Regions from separate parts of the Homo sapiens genome. Here region 2 is linked to region 1. The links are chromatin loops, found by intact Hi-C in ENCODE. Cell type or tissue: psoas muscle. All regions are shown on one strand. Links, peaks and the distances in the headings refer to the core of each region. The heading gives the core; the rest is flanking DNA.

What was found. Hi-C counts contacts between places; a loop is a spot of excess contacts. Peaks named below come from ENCODE experiments on the same cell type or tissue, not always from the same donor. Only the 100,000 strongest peaks of a DNase experiment are listed, where the experiment ranks them.
Region 2: it touches region 1 in a loop (4-fold over the local background); 4 of 110 quality-filtered maps call a loop at or near these places.

What each region holds. Positions count from the first base shown.
Region 1 is chr15:99,978,993-99,984,366 of GRCh38, forward strand. All of the region lies in intron 20 of ADAMTS17 (ADAM metallopeptidase with thrombospondin type 1 motif 17), which reads right to left. It overlaps LOC105371022 (a long non-coding RNA gene), which reads left to right. Exons shown (of 2, transcript XR_001751713.2): 2 at 1-1,782. Among named protein-coding and RNA genes, the nearest start is that of LYSMD4, 250 kb to the left of the region's middle. RefSeq lists enhancers at 2,701-3,679, 4,658-5,374. In psoas muscle, for the core only: a CTCF peak has its summit at 2,363 (motif pointing left); no DNase peak of the experiment used is centred there.
Region 2 is chr15:100,029,943-100,035,316 of GRCh38, forward strand. The region is part of intron 18 of ADAMTS17 (ADAM metallopeptidase with thrombospondin type 1 motif 17); the gene reads right to left. Among named protein-coding and RNA genes, the nearest start is that of LYSMD4, 300 kb to the left of the region's middle. In psoas muscle, for the core only: no CTCF peak of the experiment used is centred there; no DNase peak of the experiment used is centred there; H3K27ac peaks cover 1,361 bases.

The DNA.
Region 1 (5,374 bases), core at 91-5,090:
ATGTATAATTAAGCAAGAACAACATCCAGGCGCAGCCCTGACTGCAGTCTATAGCCAGATGACAGGTGTGCCTAAAGGTAAGGGAGCAAAGGCTTTCAGTCAAAATTCTTTTTAGAGGCCAGGTGCGGTGGCTCACGCCTGTAATCCCAGCACATTGGGAGGCTGAGGCAGGCGGATCACGAGGTGAGGAGTTTGAGACCAGCCTGGCCAACATAGTGAAACCTTGTCTCTACTAAAAATACAAAAATTAGCCAGGCGTGGTGGCGTGCACCTGTAATCCTAGCTACTCGGGAGGCTGAGGCAGGAAAATGGCTTGAACCCAGGAGGTGGAGGTTGTGGTGAGCTGCGATCGTGCCACTGCACTCCAGCCTGGGCAACAGAGCAAGACTCCATCTCAAAAAAAAAAAAAATCACTTACAAAAGCAATCTGGTAAGTAGTTGTACCCAGAAACTGAGAGTCCACACAAATGTGGTAGATGAAGGGAAAAGCCAACGTTCCCAATGCGGAACAAAGCCACGGAGCCGAACGCTAAACGCAGAGCGAAGTCACGCCAATCCCCTGCAAAACCACGCGAGTGGTCCACTGGGAGCGGGACAGACTGAAAAAAGGGCAGCATTTGAGTGAAGTCAGATACAACCACGTGCCCTCTGGCAAACCGACAGGCGACTCAAAGTGGAGCTGGTGACGATGAGACCAACACTACAATCACCAGGTTGCACCACACAAAACTGCTTCTATTCAACTGTTTTGACCTCAAAGCATCCATTTCATAAGGCTCCATTTTATAACATACCAAGGAAAATAGCAACATTTCTAAATTTGAATGTTTATAATGCATAACTTTAAATATGAATGTATAACTACATCAATAAGTTACTTAATGGCAGGCATTTGATGAGTCCACTTACATCACTAGAGACTTTTATATCTAAATGTGTTATGTAATTCAAAAGAAACCCTGCTTCCTGGGAAAACGGGATTACCATATAATCAGGGTTAATTTCTGTGACTATTTGGCACGTATGAGGCCCACTTAAGAACAGAGGGCTGGGTGCGGTGGCTCACACCTGTAACCCCAGCATTTTGGGAGGCTGCAGTGGGCAGGTCACCTGAGGCCAGAAGTTCGAGACCAGCCTGGCCCACATGGCAAAACGCTGTCTCTACTAAAAATATAAAAATTAGCTGGGCATGGTGGTGAGCACCTGTAATCCCAGCTACTTGGGAGGCTGAGACAGGAGAATCACTTCAACCCAGGAGGCAGAGGTTGCAGTTAGCTGAGATTGCACCACTGCACTCCAGCTTGGGTGATAGAGCAAGACTCTGTTTCAAAAAAGTAAAAACTAAAAACAGAGAGATACACCTGCTGCCTGCCGACCTGCAGGCAACACCAACATCCCTTTTCTCTTCAGATCTTTTCTCGGGCCATTGGCCACAGTGCCGCCTCTACTGCAAAACATGTACCCAGGAGGGAAAGGCAGGCAGCCTCCTATTCCTTTCTGGAGAGAGGAGCATGGGGCAGGGGGCTGTTGGATTTCTGGGGAGGAAACTGCACAGATGGATGGAGGAACCCGCCTCACTCCCCTGCATCTCCTGAAGAGGTGTCCGTGCCCTGCCAGCTGGGGAGTCAGTCCCACTGAATCACTGCTGTTAAGGGGCTCAGCCCTGCAGGAGTGCCAGGAAGGGCTTCCGTTTCTTCTGCGAGTGTTGCTGATATGTATGTGAAAATCACACAAGGGCAAGGGCTTCACCCTGTGCGTCTATTAAAACCAAGTGCAGCATTGGCAAGGTTTCTGCCTGGAAATGATCAATGACCATCGTAAAACTCAGGCATTTGAGGTGACCTTGCAGACGTGTCCCCTCTGAAAGGTCTTAGTCTTGTGCAGCCTGCTCTGGGGCCGAGGGGAAAAGGCTGACATGTGGCACGTCTCCAGCATATGCAGATGGTATGCCTGCTCTTCCCAGTGGACCCCTCGTAGGCCTCCACGGCAGCACGGAACGTTCCACAACAATCCTCAGGGCTGATGCCGGCCACTGAGGTTGGCACGGGTCCACGTCTTGCTCAAAGTTGCAGAGGTAGGAGTGGCGAGTGGTCCAGGGACCCCATCTCATGGAATGAATTCCACCCTCCTATGTGAATAAGAGGTTGTACTGAATGGAGCTTTAATCGGAAGCGGGAATCAAAGAACCAGGTCACTGCCCATCTCCACCATTTACTCATTATCTTTCCTAGCATGGGTCACTGGCTTTTAATTTTCCAGTCTATAAATAGAACTGCTCCATGAGATCATGGAAGGGTGTCTCCAAAGTCCTTCAACAGGGACAGGTGTCTGTTCTCACTGTTCACTAGTGCCCCCATGAGGCAGGGCCAGGTGTGAGGCAGTTCTGAGGGCAGGTGGTCCCAAGGGCTCTGCCCCTTGTAGGCATTTTACTCTCATCAGAATTAGGGTTTGCTTAATTCTAGCTGGAGTCCTAGTGGGCACTGTTCACACAGCTGTGGGCTATGAGTGGCTCTGACTCACCTGGGAGAATTTTTGAGAATTTTGGGGTGTTTGCTTAACTGCCTGGAGCTGTGTCTGGGCCAGCCCCCTAGAGGATGCTTCCATGTGTTAGGTGAGAAGACAAGTTACAAAGTGGCATGTACAGAAACCACCCCGTTTTTGTTTAATATAGATGTGTGTATACCTATGTAACAGTTTGGAAGACAAACCGTTATAAAAATTTACCATGTCATCATATGGTTTCTGGGACTAATTTTCCTTTTAGTGTGTTCTATAGTAAGAGCTACTTATATAATTAAAAATAAAACTGGAGAATTCTGCCAATGAGTCTGGTGTAACCTGCTGGTGGCCCACCATCCTAACCAGCTGCATTTTCATTTGAGCTGAGGTGCTGCCAGGCCTGCCCTGGCCTAAAATCCACAGGTAATATACTCTCCTAAAGCAGAGTTTTGATGGAGAGGCCATGCAGTGCGGGGTGTCAGGCGGCAGGGGGAAGGGGTGCCTGTTGGCATGCTACGTCCCCACTTACTAGCTGTGTGACCTCAGGCAAATGACTTAACCTCTCTGAGCCTCAGTTTATTTGCAGCATGAGGATAACAAACTCTTGTTTGTAGAATTGTTTCCTGCAGTAGAGGCAGTGTGGAATAGGAGCCTAGCCGGGGGTCTCAGATAGAGTGGAGCTCCACAAATCCTGCTGTTATTATTCTCAACAGTGAATGCACGGCCAAGCGCCACAGCGAGCTGGGCAGGGAGCTCCTGCAGCCCAGCAAGGCACACTGCGTCACCTGGCCCACTCCCTTAGCACTCCTTGGGCTGCCCTTCGGTCACCAGGCCCTCCACAGGCAGGTGCACACAGCCCTGTCTGCCTGGCTCCCTGAGTTGATCAGGCAGCCAGACCTCAGGGAGCACAATTAGAGGCTGTTTTGGCCCTGAAGACAAACATGATTCCAGACAGGTCTGAAGGGGCTGCTGTTGAACGACACCCTCGTAACCTGAGCTGGGCCATGGTGGGCGCACGGGGTGAATTCCTTCTCTGTCGGCCTCCCCTAAGGCTTCAACGTTAATTGAACAGTGAGGAGACTGTAGTGTCTCCTGATAGCATCGAATTTGCCCCAAGCATTGCTGTGAAGCCATTTTTCAGGCTTTAATCATCCAAGCAAACAGATCTATAAAAAACATATCTGGTCTTGTTTGGTCCTTTTGTCAAGGGGCTCATCACATCCAATTTCATGTGGCTTCCCAAGATGCAGGTAACTGAGAGAAATGGGGGCAGCAATAAATTTAGCTGAAAAGCTCCTTGCCGGGAAACCTGAAGTGAGTGGAGCCCCCTCCCCAGCAGGTGCCCACAGCTGTGCGTCGGAGCTGGCTGCCCGGTGGAGAGGCAGCCTCTGCATCTGTCCACCACCCTTCCCAGGCAGGGAGGGGGTGTCACTGGAAAAAACAGGAACAAAATTGTTGATGCACAAAGGGCAAAAAGAGGTTCAATTTGGATTTACTCATGTGCTTTTTTTGTGTGCAAATTATTTCATGAAGTTACTGTGTAAAAGAGATTTTCCTTTAGGTAGAGTTTCCGGCAAAAAGAGAAAAGGTGTTAGGTTCCCCAGACCAGCGTGATACTGAGACATTGTGCAAGCGTTACTAGCTTCTTTAATAATAACAGTAACGGCAGTCACCGTCGCAGCAGGGCCCACCACCTGCCTGTCTGCTGTGTACGGGGGACCGGGCTTACGTACGAGCTTGTTAATCCTCACACTGACAGCTGCCGTGGCCAGAGCTCAGAACACAGTAGGTGCTCAATAAGTGGTGTCTGCTGGGGATGCGGCGCCACCTTTCAGAGAGGCAGAATGTGAGGTTTCAGAGCGTCCATGTAAGTCTTCCCAAGCCACACAGCTAGCCTGCCCCTGCCCCCCACCTGCCCGTACCACCCCCAACAGGGGAGGAACCAGGTCTCCATCACCCCTACCCTGATGACATCCTTCCCCACAGCGGGATTCCCTTCCCCTAGCTTCTCCCAGCTGTAAAATCACAACTGTAAATAACACCAGATCCCAACAGGATGTTTTGAGAATTAGCGAGAGGAGGCTGTAAAGCTCTCAGGAAGAGGAAAACACTCCAGGAATGTCAACTATACACGCCTGGGCTCTGCTTCCTGCAGAGTGGCCCAGGCAGGGCTGCCCCCCACTGTCTCCCCGCACTGGGTCTGGGGTGAGCACAAGCCCAAGATGGGGTGAAATCATGCAAGGCTGAACTCTCAAAGCACAATGAATCCACCCCCGTCCCCACTGAGTGAGTCTCTGAGGGGCCAGCCTGCCTCAGGCTGGTTTTGGATAGCAAAGAAAGAGACTGACGGAATCCTGACAGTAACTGCAGTTTCTACTGAAAAGGTGCTTGGCTGGTGAAATGTCAAAGCTCTTCAAAAGCATTTTGAGCAGGTTTCTCCCCGAGACTTGGCATGAGCGAGGAAAACCTCGGAAGCGGTTGAAACCTGAAACAGCAGAGTGTTAGACAACAGTGAAAACACCCACTCCCTGTGCCGTCGCTGGGAAACAGGAAATGCTTCCCAGACACCCCCTCCCACGCCCCCTGCGACGCCTGCTTTCTTCCCGGCAGTCTCAGCTTCAGGGGTCCCTCCTTCCTCTGAATTCGCGGCCTGCTGACCTGCATATTGTGGCTGGGACCTTCTAGCCAGGGAACCAGGAGGCTGAGGTGACCCCCGATGGCCTGCAGGGGCCGGGTCGCCTCCAGAGCTCTTGGGGACTGAAGCGCAGAGGAGACTGCGGGCAGCTCTCATCCTCTTTCCTGGGGCTGGAGCTGTTCCCTGTGGGTAACTTTGCTTCCCACCATCCACTGCAAAAGCTGCAGTGAGACAGCTGCC
Region 2 (5,374 bases), core at 179-5,178, 51 kb after region 1:
GGGAGTGGGGCCCAGCACTCTGTCAGTTACCCAGTCTCCTGGGGATTTCAGCACAGTAGAGCCACTAGACATATTGGGAAAATAATCACCCGAGGCCTGAGCCTTGCTTCGGATCAGCTCTCTGAGAGGTGCTGGCCCCCAGATCACCCTTTGTCCTCCCTGACAACTCACTGGGCAGGTGCAGCTGAAATGTTTTTCCCTCCCTGTTCTCATGATTCAGGGTAAAGCTCTCTCCCCCTGGCCAGGGAACATCCTCTTCCCAGGAAGCGGATTAAGAGTCGTGGAAGGAAAACACGACTGAGCCATGTGCACGGTGTGGGCCAGGGCACGTTCATTACCTCCTCAGTGCTAATTTCTGCCCTTAATGTCGTAAGGAATTCCTTTTGGAAATTATGTACTTCAATTTCATCAGGCTCCTTCCTTCAGTGGTATTTAAACCCAAATACAGGTTAGCAGACAGAAGTGCTGGCAGGAACCAGCCTTTCACATCCACCCACAAATGCAACCTCCTCACGCTCCCCCTACCAGGGCTCCAGTGGTCTGTAATGAGCCACCTGGGCATGGCACATCTGTGAAATCTCTAGTCACGCGCTGAGCCTGAAATCCAATCTTCGGGTTTGAATGATGCTGAGACCCTCCCATGATCCTTTTTCCTTCCCTAGTCTTACCCCCATCCTGCTGATGATACTATCTAAAGTTCACAAGTAGAGAGCTCAGAAGCATTCAAGAGGTTAGAAATGAACCACTCAAGACTTTTCTGCTGTTGCAATTTACTCTGAAATACGTATAAATTATATGATCTTGTTCTGACAAGAAGGGGAATGTTAGTATACTCTGGGACCTGCCCGCAATCTTTTACTATCTGGAAAATACCAGCATGGGTTTAGATTATGTAGTTATAACTGTATTAAAAATGTGTGTGTGCACGCTCACATGTGTATGTGTGAGGAGTGTCTTACGAAATAATGGATAACCCACAAAATGTTGGGGTCCAACAGCTGGCTGATGTTCATCATCGATATAGTTTTGTAGTTGAGCAGTGATGATAGTTTTGGCTGGCGTTCACGGAGTGCTGACTCGGGGTGAAGGAATTTATAGGCATTACTTCACTTCATCTCCTCAAGACTTCTATGACAGATGTTCTCATTTCCCATGTTTACAGATGGCAAGATCATGTAACTTGCCCGTGGGTTTGCATGCAGCTAGGGGTGAGGTGGGGACCTGAGGTCAGTCTCTCAATGCCCACCATGTGAAGCTGCCCCTGGGTGAAATGGATGGAGCATTTCATTCTTTTTCTGGCTAGCTACCGAACCTAACAAATTGCATGTCTTCCTGCCTCTACATGATAAGTAGATGATGATCTTGCTATTGCTTCCAACTTTAAACAAATCCATTTCAATAAAGGCTGCTGTAAAGCATGAGCAGGTAAAGGAAAGATTTAAAATATGTCTGCAGAAACTGCTGCTGAGAGTGGAATGAGTAGGACTAGAGGAAGAAGTCAAGGTGGGCTATGGGTAGGACACAGCATGGGTAAAGTCGACCACAGGCTCTACCTAGAGAGGGTGAATGATTTAACTAGAAGACAATCCAACATACACCAGGGTCCTAAACCAGCCTCTGATTTCCACCCCTTCATCAACGGAGCATCTGTCCAGACCAGACATCTGTCCCCTAATGGGTAAATGCTCATGCCACCGGAATGAAATCTCATTTTCGACATAATGCCGCTAACCATAGAGATGAGCAATTCTGGGATGACTGAGGCACATTCCCTCCACCAGTATCAAACAATCCATTTATCTGTTCAAATGACTTACTAAGACCTACTAAGCTCTAGGCGCTGCTGGGCACTGGAGACTAAGCTGCACACCCAGTGATTTCCATATTTGTAGAGTACTCACCGTGTGGCAGCTTGGTTCTACAAATAAGTTCCTGACAAATATTTGCTGAGTGAATTGAGCACTGATAAGGTCCTTGCCCTTACGGGGAAGAGGAACAAGAAAAAGAAAGGGAAGACTAAAGAAACAGAGTCACACAGACCATACAGGAATGACGGAGGTGTCCTGTCTATACGCGGCACTTGGTACAGGTAGATGCATTACTTACCCATAGAGGACAGCATGGAGGTTTCAGAAGCTGTGGGTTTGATTCCTGAACGGGTATCAAAGGTTTAGTTCCTTATCCAGAAAATCTCAGGCCTGGGACACAGACGCACCTCTCCTCCATTGCCTGCCAACTTGCATCACTGGTTACTTGGGGTCTGACTGAGAGTCCCTCCCAGCCCCTCCAAGCTCAAGGTCAGCTAGGCATGGGTAGAAAGTGTGCTTGTCTCAGAGGTCCAGGAAGGCACCCGTCAGCACCTCTCACTGCCTCAACCCCAAATCTCCCCAGGTCTCCTGGGAAACCACCTTCATATTGAACCCCTTATGTTAGATATGTCCTGAATTTTCATTTCTTTTCTAGTATGGGTGCAGATAACACTAACAACAAGCCAGAAAACCAACTAACTACAGCATTCTGAAAAATTGCTCTAGTGTTTAATCCCAGAGCTTTGGGCCTTTGGGCTGCGAGTTTCACTTCCAGGGAAAGGAACCACTCCAGCTTCCCCTTGATAGCACTCGGAGTTAAATGCCACTACAGTACTGTCTGATGACTCTCTTGCCCCGCTTTTGGATATCAATTTAGAGCTGCCTTGGTCAAAAGGGTTCTTTTTAATGCCATGGCAGAAGCAGGCTGTACTGTTTTTAAAATGAGAACGAGAAAGCAGAAAGTATGTAAGATTTAAAGGAGGAAAACATTGTTTTGCATTCTGTTACCAGAATGAGCTGGGAAAGCTACTTAATGACTAAGCGTCTCGAAGTCTTCATCTGTAAAATGAGGTGAATACGTCGACTTTCCAGAGGGACTGTGGGGCTACCTAACCCACGAGACAGCCAGCAGCCACTTCCTCCTTTCTCTCCTTACTGCTGATGAGCAACAGTGAACTGGCCCATTCCCAAAGAGCTTTGCCTTTCTGCTGCTTCTGTACTTTACGTCTTAGCAAGAATACAATTTCTGAGTTTTAAAATTCTCTACTTTTACAATAATCATTTTCAAGTATTGTTTTGAGAGAAAAAAAATGGTTCTCTGGAATTTATGGGTCCAAACTAAGCTCTCAACGGGAAGCAGAAGGCCCAGTGAACAGGGTTGAACCAGCAGCTGATGAGTCCACTGCACCCATTTTTATTTTTTTCCCAAGCCATCACACCTGATCAAATTACACTCTGGGGACTGAAGATTCTGTTGGTACAATCTTGAGGTTAAAATAACCAGGATAAGTCTGGATTTGGTAACAGGTTGTACCACACCCAGTCATGAAGGGTTTGGAAAAAAAACTCTCATGCTTTGAGAATCACACAGCTGCTGATGTTGAAAGTTCCCATCCAAGAGTAACATTCCAGTTGGGCTGGCTTTTCCCAGTACACAGGGATTTTCCAGTACAGTAGCCCTCTTGCTAACAGACTTGCCTGCTCTCATTCTAGCTGAGAGCAGAATGGGTTGGACAGTCTTCATTTCTCAGTCTTGGTTAGATCATGACCTTAGCCTGTCTATAGGACTTAATAGTTTCTGCCTGTCTCACGTCATCTTCCTTCTTCTGGTGAGAGGTGAGAACACCTCGGTTTTCTTTACCATGCTCCCGTTTGTTGGCCAACAGGAGAGCACATGAGCTGAGAAAGACTGATAAGACTTTGCAGGAACCTGGGTTCTGAGCAGAGTGACCTTTGGAGTGGATACAGGAGCTGCTCCAGCCAATTCGGGGATCTTCTCTCCCAGACCAACTTTTCGGTGTCTCTTCAATTTTGGGAGCTACTCCACATTCTTTCTATATTCTCTTATCTTTTTGGGGCAAGTTCAGATCTGGTTTCTGTGGCCCAGCAAGGCCCAATTGTGCTCTAGAAGCCAGTGGTGCCACGATCACCTCCTTCCATTTCCACACCACAGCCATGGCTTCAGAGCAGATTGGGAGACTGGTGGGGACAGCAGTTTGATTGGCAGTGATGCCATCAGCTTATTGGATGGTCTCCTTACCTTCCACTATACACTAGCTCTATCCAATGGAAGAAAGAGGTTGGCTGTGTTTACTTTTCTAGTGAAGGTATAGGGTCCTCCAAGCCCTTGTGAGCCCACAGTGCCTTGACCTTGCTGCTGAGAGCACCTCTTTCTGCAGAAGCTCCAGGAAAGGTAGACTCCAGGATTACAATTCTCCTGGGAAGAAGCACAAGGCTGGGATTCTCAAAGTGGTTCACAGCACACAGTGGCACACCAACAGTGCGTCTGCTGGCAAGAGACCATGGAGGATTCAGACCTGTGGGGCTGTCTGAGCCAGCACTTCCCTACCTGACATGCCCACGGAATCCCCTTTCCCTCTAATCTTGGCACAGGCCGTGCTGTGGGAGGCAGTGCTGTGACCGTGGTCACTGTGTACACAGTGCAGAGGCCTGGCCGGCCAACAAGGAGGCTGCAGAGCATGCAGTCTGCAGCCTGGGAAGCACCTGCCACTACCAGGCTGGATGCCTGGCCTCACCTGAAGAGCACAGTGAGCCCCTGCAGAAAGGGGATGCCACTGCTGGGCTTGGGAAGAAGGACCCCGCGTGTACACCATTGTTTCTATCAGAACTGGTGTTTGTGACCTTGGCCGACAAGCAGTCCCAGACAGTCCACTTGCAAACTCTTTCCTTTGACATTTAAGCCACTAAGTCCCTCTCGGAAAATGTCCCAAACAGAACTGGAGAAAGGGCCACTGGTGGCTTCAGATATCTCCATCCTGCTCCCTCGTGTGCCCGACACCTACTTGTTCTCCTTATTCCTCCAGCATTAAAACCTCTCTTGGAAAAGGACCTGATAAACTCATTCCCACATAAGAAAAAGTTAAAACAGGTTCAGCCTCTTCCTTCCCAGTGCAATGCCCTTAGCTTACTGATAAATGTTTCATTCTATTCTTTCCTTAATAATCCCCTTAGCATAAACATGCAGGCACACAGAGCTGGAAGGCCACCTTCCTTGGAAAAGGAGAACCTGCCTGTCTCCCAGCAAATGCCCCATCACCCCGGGGACCTAAGATTAATGTCATACTCCATGGGGAAAACTCAAGCACTTGGAACATTTGTAAAAAGGCAACCCTCAGGTACTCAGGGTGCTCAGCTTTCAAAAGAGCAATACCTTTGAACAGAGGCCAGGCATGCAGTTCCCCAGCAATGCTCTAGATGGTTAGAAATGACCCAGGTTTCACCATATTAGCTCTGACAGGCAGTCCTGAATGTTTATGAATCCAGCCTATGTGAGGTCTTTCTAGAAGGTCTCAAATGGTTTCTTAGAAAGGAACAGATGTAAAACG